Linked DNA regions of Homo sapiens: region 1 is linked to region 2. A link is an interaction called in ENCODE POLR2A ChIA-PET data of the cell type or tissue named here. Cell type or tissue: Panc1. All regions are shown on one strand.

Evidence for each region. Peaks named below come from ENCODE experiments on the same cell type or tissue, not always from the same donor. Only the 100,000 strongest peaks of a DNase experiment are listed, where the experiment ranks them.
Region 1: POLR2A ChIA-PET joins it to region 2 with 7 read pairs; 6 of 35 experiments call an interaction of 5 or more read pairs at or near these places.

The regions. Positions count from the first base shown.
Region 1 is chr22:24,544,669-24,549,668 of GRCh38, forward strand. It overlaps GUCD1 (guanylyl cyclase domain containing 1), which reads right to left. Exons shown (of 6, transcript NM_001284254.2): 2 at 4,249-4,333; 3 at 3,240-3,405; 4 at 2,246-2,337. Among named protein-coding and RNA genes, the nearest start is that of GUCD1, 8.0 kb to the right of the region's middle. In Panc1, no CTCF peak of the experiment used is centred here; no DNase peak of the experiment used is centred here.
Region 2 is chr22:24,330,763-24,335,762 of GRCh38, forward strand. SPECC1L (sperm antigen with calponin homology and coiled-coil domains 1 like) reads left to right here. Exons shown (of 17, transcript NM_015330.6): 9 at 3,648-3,811. SPECC1L-ADORA2A (SPECC1L-ADORA2A readthrough (NMD candidate)) reads left to right here. Exons shown (of 20, transcript NR_103546.1): 9 at 3,648-3,811. Among named protein-coding and RNA genes, the nearest start is that of SPECC1L, 62 kb to the left of the region's middle. In Panc1, no CTCF peak of the experiment used is centred here; a DNase peak (open chromatin) is centred at 2,716.

The DNA of each region.
Region 1 (5,000 bases), 210 kb after region 2:
AGGCACTGCCCCATCCTGTGCCTTCCACTAGGCAGCAAATCCAAATGAAAACCTAGAGCAGGGCTGGGCACAGTGGCTCACACCTGTAATCCCAGTGCTTTGGGAGGCCAAAGCGGAAGGATCGCTTGAGACTAGGAATTAGAGACCAGCCTGGGCAACACAGCAGTACCCTGTCTTTACAAAAACATTTAAAAATTTACCAGGCGTGGGGCGTGGTGGTATGAGATTGTGGTTCCAGCTACTCGGGAGACTGAGGCAAGAAGATCACTTAAGCCTGGGGCTGTAGCAGTGAGCTGTATTGCAATATTGCGCCACAGCACTACAGCCTGTATGACAGATTAAGACCCTGTCTCTTAAAAAAAAAAAAAAGAAAAGAAAAGAAAACACCCAGAGGGACAGAGGGCAGATGGGGCTGTGGGCAGGGGGAGCTCTAGGCCAGGGGCTCCTGCATCTTTGCTGGAGGGGCTGCTCACCCACTTGGGGCCTTCCTTAGGAGTGGCAGCATCAGTACCATGTGGCCTGACCCAGCTTCAGCCACAGCTGAGTCACGTGGCAGTTTGGATTGCTGCCTTGGCCAAGGAAACATGCCATTTTTCCATTTGGTCTTTGAAACAAAATAGCTGGCTGAGTTCCCAGTGGCAGTGCACAGGAGTGGGATTTCAGCTATAGGGAAAAAGCAGGGGCTTGGCTGGAAGGAAAAACTACAGGCTTCAAGGAATAACAAGCATGGGTTCAGATCATGGCATGGCCAAGATGCTGGGGGTGACCTTGGGTGTCTCTCTCCTCCTCAGTTTCCTCCCCCGAGAAGCAGAGATAGCAACAGCTTTCCCACTCAAGGAGACAGCACCTGTTGAGGGCTGCTAAATAAACATTTGCTGCCTTTCCTTCCAACATGTGCCCATGTGGTCATAGTATGAATGGAGATCCCACCCCACTATATTCTTTTTTTTTTTGAGACAGAGTCTGTCTCTGTTGCCCAGGCTGGAGTGCAGTGGCGCGATCTCGGCTCACTGCAAGCTCCGCCTCCTGGGTTCATGCCATTCTCCTGCCTCAGCCTCCCGAGTAGCTGGGACTACAGGCACCCGCCACTGCGCCCAGCTAATTTTTTGTATTTTTAGTAGAGACGGGGTTTCACCATGATCTCGATCTCCTAACCTCGTGATCCGCCCGCCTCGGCCTCCCAAAGTGCTGGGATTACAAGCGTGAGCCACCGTGCCCGGCCTGTTTTGTTGATTTTTAAAGCCCGGGGCAGTACTCTTGGAAAATGTCCCACATCCTGGATTTGCCTTTCTGTTTCCTTGAGGGCAGATTCAGACAGAGTCTCGCTCTGTCCCCCAGGCCGGAGTGCAGTGGCACTATCTCGGCTCACTGCAAGCTCCGCCTCCTGGGTTCAGGCCATTCTCCTGCCTCAGCCTCCCGAGTAGCTGGGACTACAGGCGCCTGCCACCACGCCCGACTAATTTTTTGTATTTTTAGTAGAGACAAGGTTTCACCGTGTTAGCCAGGATGGTCTCGATCTCCTGACCTCGTGATCCGCCCACCTCAGCCTCCCAAAGTGCTGGGATTACAGGCGTGAGCCACCGCGCCCGGCCCCCAAACCCCCATTTTCTAAATCACCTATCATGTGATTATACTACGTCAATAATGAAAATATAAATCCGCAAAGAAAGGGAAAATCTGAGAAGAGCCTGTCCAGGACCTAGAGGCAGCAGGTCTGAGCCCCACTCCCACGTAGCCCAGAAAAGAATGTGACCCACATCTGGGCAAACTGCACCCAGAGTCTTCCTGAATCCAGCCCCAATGCATACAGATGAGAAGAGGAGGCCCTTGTAAGGTCACAGCAGCCCTTACACACTGGGTCCTCCCTGTTCCCCATCCCTTGTCAATCACTGCACCAGCACATTCCTCTTAGGCCATCGCCCTTTCATTAGGGGCCTTGTGTTCTGTCCCATGCTGTCTTTCTGCAAGTAGCCCAAGGGCTGGGTGCAATCTCTCTCACTCACCTATCCCTCCAGCACCTGCTCAGGATCCACCCCTGGTCAGAGCCTGGGTCATGTAGCCCCAGTGAGCTCCATAAACCAAGGCTCAAGGGGGCAAGTCAGTGCCCACAGCCACCCGGGTAGCCAGTTCTGCCTGGCTCCAGAGTCCTAGCCTTTCCTGAACACCATCCCGAGGCCTCCCCACTGCAGATCTGTGGGTGAGCAGGCATGAGAGGAAGGGCAGGTAGGAAAGTTGGGGGGCTCACCATTTCTCCACCAGCACCTTGCAGGCCTTTGCTTGTGCAAACAGCTGATTCACCCGGGTCTCTTCTGTGTCAAAGTGCTTCCTGTAGAAGGACTGAACAGAGAAGAGGGGGATGGAGTGGCCACCACCCAGGCTGCCTTCACTCCATTTAGATGAAGGAAATAAAGAGCGTGTTACAGAGGCAGAGACAGCAGGAGGGCAGAGGAGCCCCACCTGCCAGGGCAGACGGTACATGCAGCAAGCCAGATCAGAAAGCTGTCTGTCCTAAGCAGGAGCAGGGAAGCAGGACCACACAGAGGCATGAGGATGATGCTTGAGAGAGGGGTGGGCAGCTGGGCTCAGGTCAGCTCTCTGGGGAGGATCGATCACCCTTGGGCTTGTACACTCTGGCAGGCATGAGCAGGAGCCCGTAGCGAATAAGCAAGGGGGATGAGGCTGAACCACCTGGGACAGCTCAGCTACAGCTTGGCTTAGCTAGGTGTCGTCCACGGAACACACTTTGCTGGCATGGCTATGTTGGCATTATTTTTCAAAAGGCAAAAAAAAGAAAAGATGGTATTTTGGTTTTCTTCTAGACTACCAATTATATAGCTTAAAAGCTGGCTCTCCTGGTGAAAAGTAAAAAAATGTGCAAATGATGGCCGGATGAGGTCAGTGATGTTCTCAGAGGCCCTGGGCCTGCCTTGTGCTGAGGACAGTAGGAAAGAACGTAGGAAGTGGCCTCTGCACATTCTGAGGGCTGTAGAAGGCAGGTGGACAGGAGCCAGGACTCAGTACTCAGATCCTCTGGGCAGGCCCGACTGCAAGGGCACCTGCTCTGACTGGCTCCCAAATCCTGCCTATAGCCTCTCTGCTGCTGCTCCCTGGTCTCTGCACACCTGGGTATCTACCTGGGTGTCTAGCCCTTGACTGTTCCCTCTTCCAACTACTGGAACCAGGTGGCCTTATACCTCTGTGTGGCCCCACATGGGAAGGCCTGGTGGCTGGTCGCTCACCTGGTTCTTGTAGCCCTTGTCGACACCCAGGGTCTGGGTACAGAAGCGGTGCCTCACGCCAAAGTGGTGCATCAGGTAGGCCAGGTCGATGGTCCAGATGCTCCTGGTCAGCTGCAGCTTCTGCAGGGCTCTCTCAAACTCACTGTCGTCCAGCTGGCCCAGGTACCTGCAGGTAGACGAGCTGGGGAGCTCAGCTTGGTCTTGAGGGTCAACTGGTCTGAGTCACCCTCCACCCACTGGCCCAAGAGCCCCGTCACAGGTCCCATTCCCCAGAAGTCTCCCTCCTTCATCATGAGACCCTAGGTCCTGCCCACACACTGCCCAGGCTGCTTGGGGCACCGTCCTGGCTCCAGAGTTGCAGGCCTGGACTCTGCTTCTCAAATCTATTGTGTCTTGTGGGCTGTGACCTTGAGCAAGTCATTGTCTTCTCTGGCCTCTTTAGCTTCATCTCTAAAATAAGGTCCCTGATCACATCAGTGGTTTTCAAAGTTTTAGGCAAAGAACGCTTTTGTTGAATTTTCTCTTGCTGAGATTCCCAGGATGTAAAACAGATGAAGATGCAGCTGCCCTGTGGTTCCAGGAAGCCAAATGAAAAACTCTTGTACAAGGTGACGGCTACAGTCCCTCTTGGCTCTCACTGTCCAGGTTTCTGTGATATTCACACAGCCTCAGCTTAACGGTCAGCACCCCATTCTCCCAGGAGCCAGAAACTGGGGAGTGGAGGGCCTCCTATCCCAGTCACAGAACTGCCTTGTAGGACAGGCCTGGGCACCTGGGACTTCCTGGCCACCCCAAGCCCCCAGACATTACTATCATGGAGAGCTGGAAGGCCTGGTCCACCCCTTGCTCACTTTTGCAGATGGGACTAGGACCAGGTAGAAGCTTGGCCTCCTGCAAGCCCCAACCAAAGATAGCTACATGGACCATGGATCCCACCCAGGTCTCTCCCAAGCCAGAGCAGAAGATGTAGATGGGAAGCACCTGGGCCCCCAGCCCTGGCCCCACTCACCGCAGCACCATCCTGGAGCAGGCCAGGCCACAGTCCCAGTGGTAGAGCTGCTGGATGACGGGCACAGGCAGTTGCACAAAGTCCCCTGTGCAGAAACAGAGGGAGGTCACAGACCCTCAGCGCAGAGCCCACCACTCCCACCCTCATGGGAGCCAGTGTCACTGCCTCCTGCCTAGACCCTGCAGGGGCTGCTCAGGGACCTTCCCACAATCCTTCAGGAATCCCCTCAAATCCAGGCTCCTATAATAGCAGTGATCTCCCCAAAACACCGGCCAGAGCAGGTCAGCCCAACTGAAAATCCTCCAGTGAGCTGGGTCCCACATTCCTTAAGACAATACCTCCATGGCTGCTGCCCTAGCACCCTCTGCACCCTTGCCTTTGCTTGTCATAATCCCTCACACCCTGGAGGTCTTTGCACACCTGGTTCCTCTGCCTGGACATACCTGGCTTCCCAGGTGCCTGAGCTAACTCCTGCCCTTGGATGTCACTTCTCCAGTATTGCCCCTCTCAGGCCCAGTGACCCACATGTGCATTCACTTCCCACCATGCCTACTCAAAGCCCTTCTTTTGGTGGGAGCTCTGAGGAGGAGGGACAGAGTCTTTTTCTTTTTTTTCAACAGGGTCTTGCTCTGTCGCACAGGCTGGAGTGCAGTGGCATGATCTCGGCTCACTGCAACCTGCGATTCCCGGGTGGCAAGTAATTCTCCTGCCTCAGCCACCCAAGCAGCCTGTAGTCCACAGGCGTGCGCCAC
Region 2 (5,000 bases):
GGAGACAGATATTCTTGGCTCGTGTCCAGCTCTGCCTCTTACTAGCTGTAATCTTGGTCAGGAATCTTGACTTCCCTGAGCCTCAGTTTTCTCATCTTTAAAATGACACAATACTACCTGCCTTACAGTGTTGTCATAAGGATTAAATAAGATAATGCCTGCCAAGTGCTCAGGGCAATGATCAGTATACTTTAGCTGGTATTTTTGGAGACCCAAGTAAAGAATGCAAAGTGAGTTTCTCTCTATCACTTACTTGAGGAATTTTCACTTGTTTTATCTTATAATTGCATGAATCTCCACAGTAGGTTTTTTTTCCCCATGTAACATAGACATCATTGGAAACTGATGAAAATTATTAGATGAAATGACAGTTGTGACATGTGAGCTCCACACTGAGACTCCATCTAAGAGTAGGGGATAGTATTTTTGTGTTTGAGGTTATTACTAAGAATTTGATTATTCCTTAGTTTGAGTAATTATTAAGTGGGCATAGGAAGAAATTTAGAAAACTAACAGTATATCTTTAAAAAATGGTCTTATCATTGCCTTGCTCTAGTAAATGGCTCAGAGAAAAGTATTGCTAAGCATTTTTCATTGGATTCCTTAAGCAGAACATGGAATGAGACAGATTATTGTTTCTCTACTAGTATAAAACATGTATTACATTACTTTTTTCTCTTTATTATTAAACGAATAACATATCAGAAATGCTTCATTCTATAGTTATCCTGAGTGAATGAAATTCTACTGTTAAAGTTTCATTCCTTTGGATCTCAAAAATTCATAAGACTTTGAGACACATGTTTTTAAAATGCTTTCTGAAAGAGGTAGCATCTTGTAGGACAGTGGTTCTCAGAGTGAGGCCTGCAGATTCCTGGGTGTCCCTAAGGCCCTTTAAGGACTCTGTGAGGTCATACTGTCTTCATAATACCATCACATTGTTTGCCCTTTTCACTGTGTTGACTTCTAAACTGTTAGTGAAAAGCAAGTGTAAACTGTTGATGAACCAAGGTCTTGGCAATAAATTGCACTCATAGTCATTATACTCTTCACCACCACATACTTGATTTTTTTTTAATGTAGGTTTCACTTAAAGATGTCCTTGGTAAAACATTAAATTATTAATTTTACTAAATCCCAGTCCTTGAGTACACTCTTTAGCATTTTGTGTGACAAAATGGGAAGTACAGAAAAAGCACTTCTGCTTTATGTGCTATACTCAAGACTATACTGAAGAGTGAGGTCACGTTGAGGAAAGTGCTGTGATTAGTTTGAGCTGCTTTCTTTTTTCATGGAATGCCATTTTTTTACTTGAGAATGACAGACAAACTGTGCATCATTCAGACTTTGGTATTATTTGGTGGGTATTTTGTGAAAACAGTTAAGACAGCCTATCACTTAAAGGAAAACAACTGACAGTATTCGTTGCCAGTGATAAAATGTGGGCTTTGAAGTGAATGTTAGGATTTTGGAAAATTTGTTATTTACCATTGGTGAGTTTGGCAGCTTCCCATAAAGTGTCTTCTGATGAGATCATTGCGACTTAAAAAAAATGTATAATGACAGAATTTAGAAAATCTGTCTAATTCAGTGAACCAGTATTTTCCTTACAGCCAGTCTGTGATGTTAAACAAGATTGACCAGTGGATTTTAATGGGCAGAATAGGAAAAGTTCACTTATATGGTTTCAGATTCCACATTGGAGCTAACTTTTAAGTTACTACTTGTTGCATTTTAGTGCAGTTATCAAAGAAGAACAGCTACAGTTATCTAAAAGGCCTATTAAAATCTTCCCTTTTCCACCTGCCTTATCTATGTAAGACTTGCTTTTTTTATATCAAAATAGGTTGAATACAGAAGAAATGAGAGTTTAGCTGTTTACTCTTAAGCCAGACATTAAAGAGATGATTTAAAAATGCAAAGCCCTGTTACTCTTCTTACTAATTTTTTTTTTTGGTTTTGGAAAACTTAGTTATTTTTCATAAAAATATATTAGCCCTGTATTTATTTTTATTTTTAGATGATTAAATATTTGTATATATTCTTAGTTTTAATGTAATGGAAGACAGCTCTTATAAACAAAAGCTTTTTGGGGTCCTTACTCATTTTTAGGAGTAGAAAGGGGCTCTAAGACCAAAAAGTTTGATAGTCACTGTTATAGATTCTTTATTAAAAGTTCTAATCAGCCGGGCGCAGTGGCTCATGCCTGTGGTCCCAGCACTTTGGGAGGCCTAGGTGAGCGGATCACCTGCGGTCAGGAGTTTGAGACCAGCCTGACCAACGTGGAGAAACCCAATGTCTACTAAAAATACAAAATTAGCCGGGGGTGGTGGCACATGCCTGTAATCCCAGCTACTCGGGAGACTGAGGCAGGAGAATCACTTGAACCTGGGAGGTGGAGGTTGCGGTGAGCCGAGATGCGCCACTGCACTCCAGCCTGGACAACAAGAGCGAAACTCCATCTCAAAAAAAAGAAAAGAAAGTTGTAATCATGACAGCTAAATGACCTTAAGAGCCTGTGGTACATCTTGAGGCAAAATACTGTCAGAAGCCAAATGGCCACCAAAGACGGATTTTTCCTAAGGACTGGCTTAATTTTTATTCACATACTTGATAGTTATATGACATATACAAACTCTGCAATTGTAATCTCATTCCAGATGAAATAATTCTGTGTTAGTCAGCGTAGTGAATTTAGAATGGGCCAGAAATGAAATGGAATTGATTTTTTCAAATGACTCAGGATGCATCACACTGAGCTTCTAGGGGACTCATGTTACTAATATGGGTCTAGGCTTTTTTTTTTTTTTCTTTGTAGAATTCTATTTGAAGTCTACACCACTTGCCTTGTTTTTATTTTTATTTTTTTAAAGAGTGTGGGCTAAGCATGATGTATTAGCTGGAGCCAGTATAAATTAATATTATACCAGTATAAATTAATATTATATAGTTATCAGGTACTGGTGAACCTCCAGACTCCTGAGAAGGGCCTTCTCGGCAGCACAGGACCTGGAGAGTCTCAGCTCTGAGCCAGTCTACCTCCTTTTTTACTGCTAATTGATTACTGATGTCCTTACCTTACACTTACTCAGATGAAAATGGAATTTGATGGTTGCTTAACTTACTTAGGATAACCTGATATAAAAATTTCAGTATCATTTCCTGGTATTTACCAAGCAAATGAGAACATTAGACCAGGTAATTTACTAAGCTCAACTGATACAATTTTTTTAAACTGATAGTTTTTTGTTGTTTTTTTTTTTTTTTTGAGATGGAGTCTCGCTCTTTTGCCCAGGCCGGACTGCAGTGGCACTATCTCGGCTCACTGCAAGCTCTGCCTCATGGGTTCACACCATTCTCCTGCCTCAGCCTCCCAAGTAGCTGGGAGTACAGGCGCCCACCACCGTGCCTGGCTAATTTTTTGTATTTTTAGTAGAGATGGGGTTTCACCGTGTTAGCCAAGATGGTCTCGATCTCCTGACCTCGTGATCCTCCTGCCTCGGCCTCCCAAAGTGCTGGGATTACAGGTGTGAGCCACCGTGCCCGGCCATTAAACTGATAGTTTTTAATGCCTTTCAGCTGGGAGGGGAAAATGTGTATGTTCTAGTACCTATGTAAAAATGCTCTGATTTCAATATTATTTTCAGGCAAGAGGAGGAGCGAGGCCGGGTATACAATTACATGAATGCCGTTGAGAGAGATTTGGCAGCCTTAAGGCAGGGAATGGGACTGAGTAGAAGGTCCTCGACTTCCTCAGAGCCAACTCCTACAGTAAAAACCCTCATCAAGTCCTTTGACAGTGCATCTCAAGGTAATTAATTTCTCCTACATTGTGCCTACTGCATGCGGTTGTGTTCACTTACCTTATATTCTCTGGTCTGATTTGGTATTCTTTACTGTCTTACTCTTAGTCCCATTAACTTTCATATAGTATTAATGCACTAGACTTAACAGAAGGTGATATTTAATAGAAGGTTTGAGATCTCTTCAGCTTCAGAGGTGTTAGTCTTAGACAGAAGCCTGAATCCCATGCAGAGATGTGTCTTCTCACCCTCGGTGGATCACACACATTCCTGTTACTTTAAGTATGTTTTCTATGCCTGAGAACTTCCAGATGTATAACTTTAGCTCTTCCCTTCCTCTGAACACCTCAGTCATGTCTATCCAGATGCCTACCTGACATGGACCCTCAGGTGTCTCCTGGACATCTGAAGTCCAAAAACCAAACTCTTGTCTGCCATCTTCAGCCTTCTCCCCATGCATCAATGGCAGCATCACTCTACCCAGTTACTTAAGCCAAAAGTCTGGGGATCTTCCTTAATTTCTTGTTCTTTCTTACCACTACATCTAGTCCATTACTAGCAAATTCTGTTGATACAGCCTACATCATGGATATCTTTGCTTTGTCTTCTCTCCATCTCTAGCGGCACAAGCTTTAGTTCAAGCCACCATCAACCACTAATTTCAGTAACCTCCAAATTAATCTCCCTGTTTCATCCCATGATAAAAAGATCTTTTCTTGTTTAAAATCCTTCGGTTGCTTATTATAGTTGAAATGAAATTCAGATTCCCAAATGCCTCCATGGTCTGACCCCTGCCTACTCTTTGCCTCAGTTGAACCACTCTTCCCCCACTCACTATAGTCCTACACAGCACTTCAGGTTCTGAATCAAGCTGGGCTTTCTTTCATACAAGCTCTAGAAGGCTTACTCTTCCCACTTTCAAATGACTGACTTGTTTTCATCTAACTTCCTCAGCTCTGGGAAAGGAAAAGGGATGTGGTTTTTTCAAACAGTTAATTGTAATATGTCCAGAAGCTCAAATTTTTATCTAGAAATTCTTTAAACTTTATTAACAGGCTACTAGAATCTGTATTCTGTGATTATACACAAATGAGTTTTCATTGACTTTAAAAGCAGAGCAAAAGTCACATGTATACTCCTACACACTGTTGGTGTAGACATTCTGGAGGACTGTTAGGCAACACCTTCCAGTTTAAA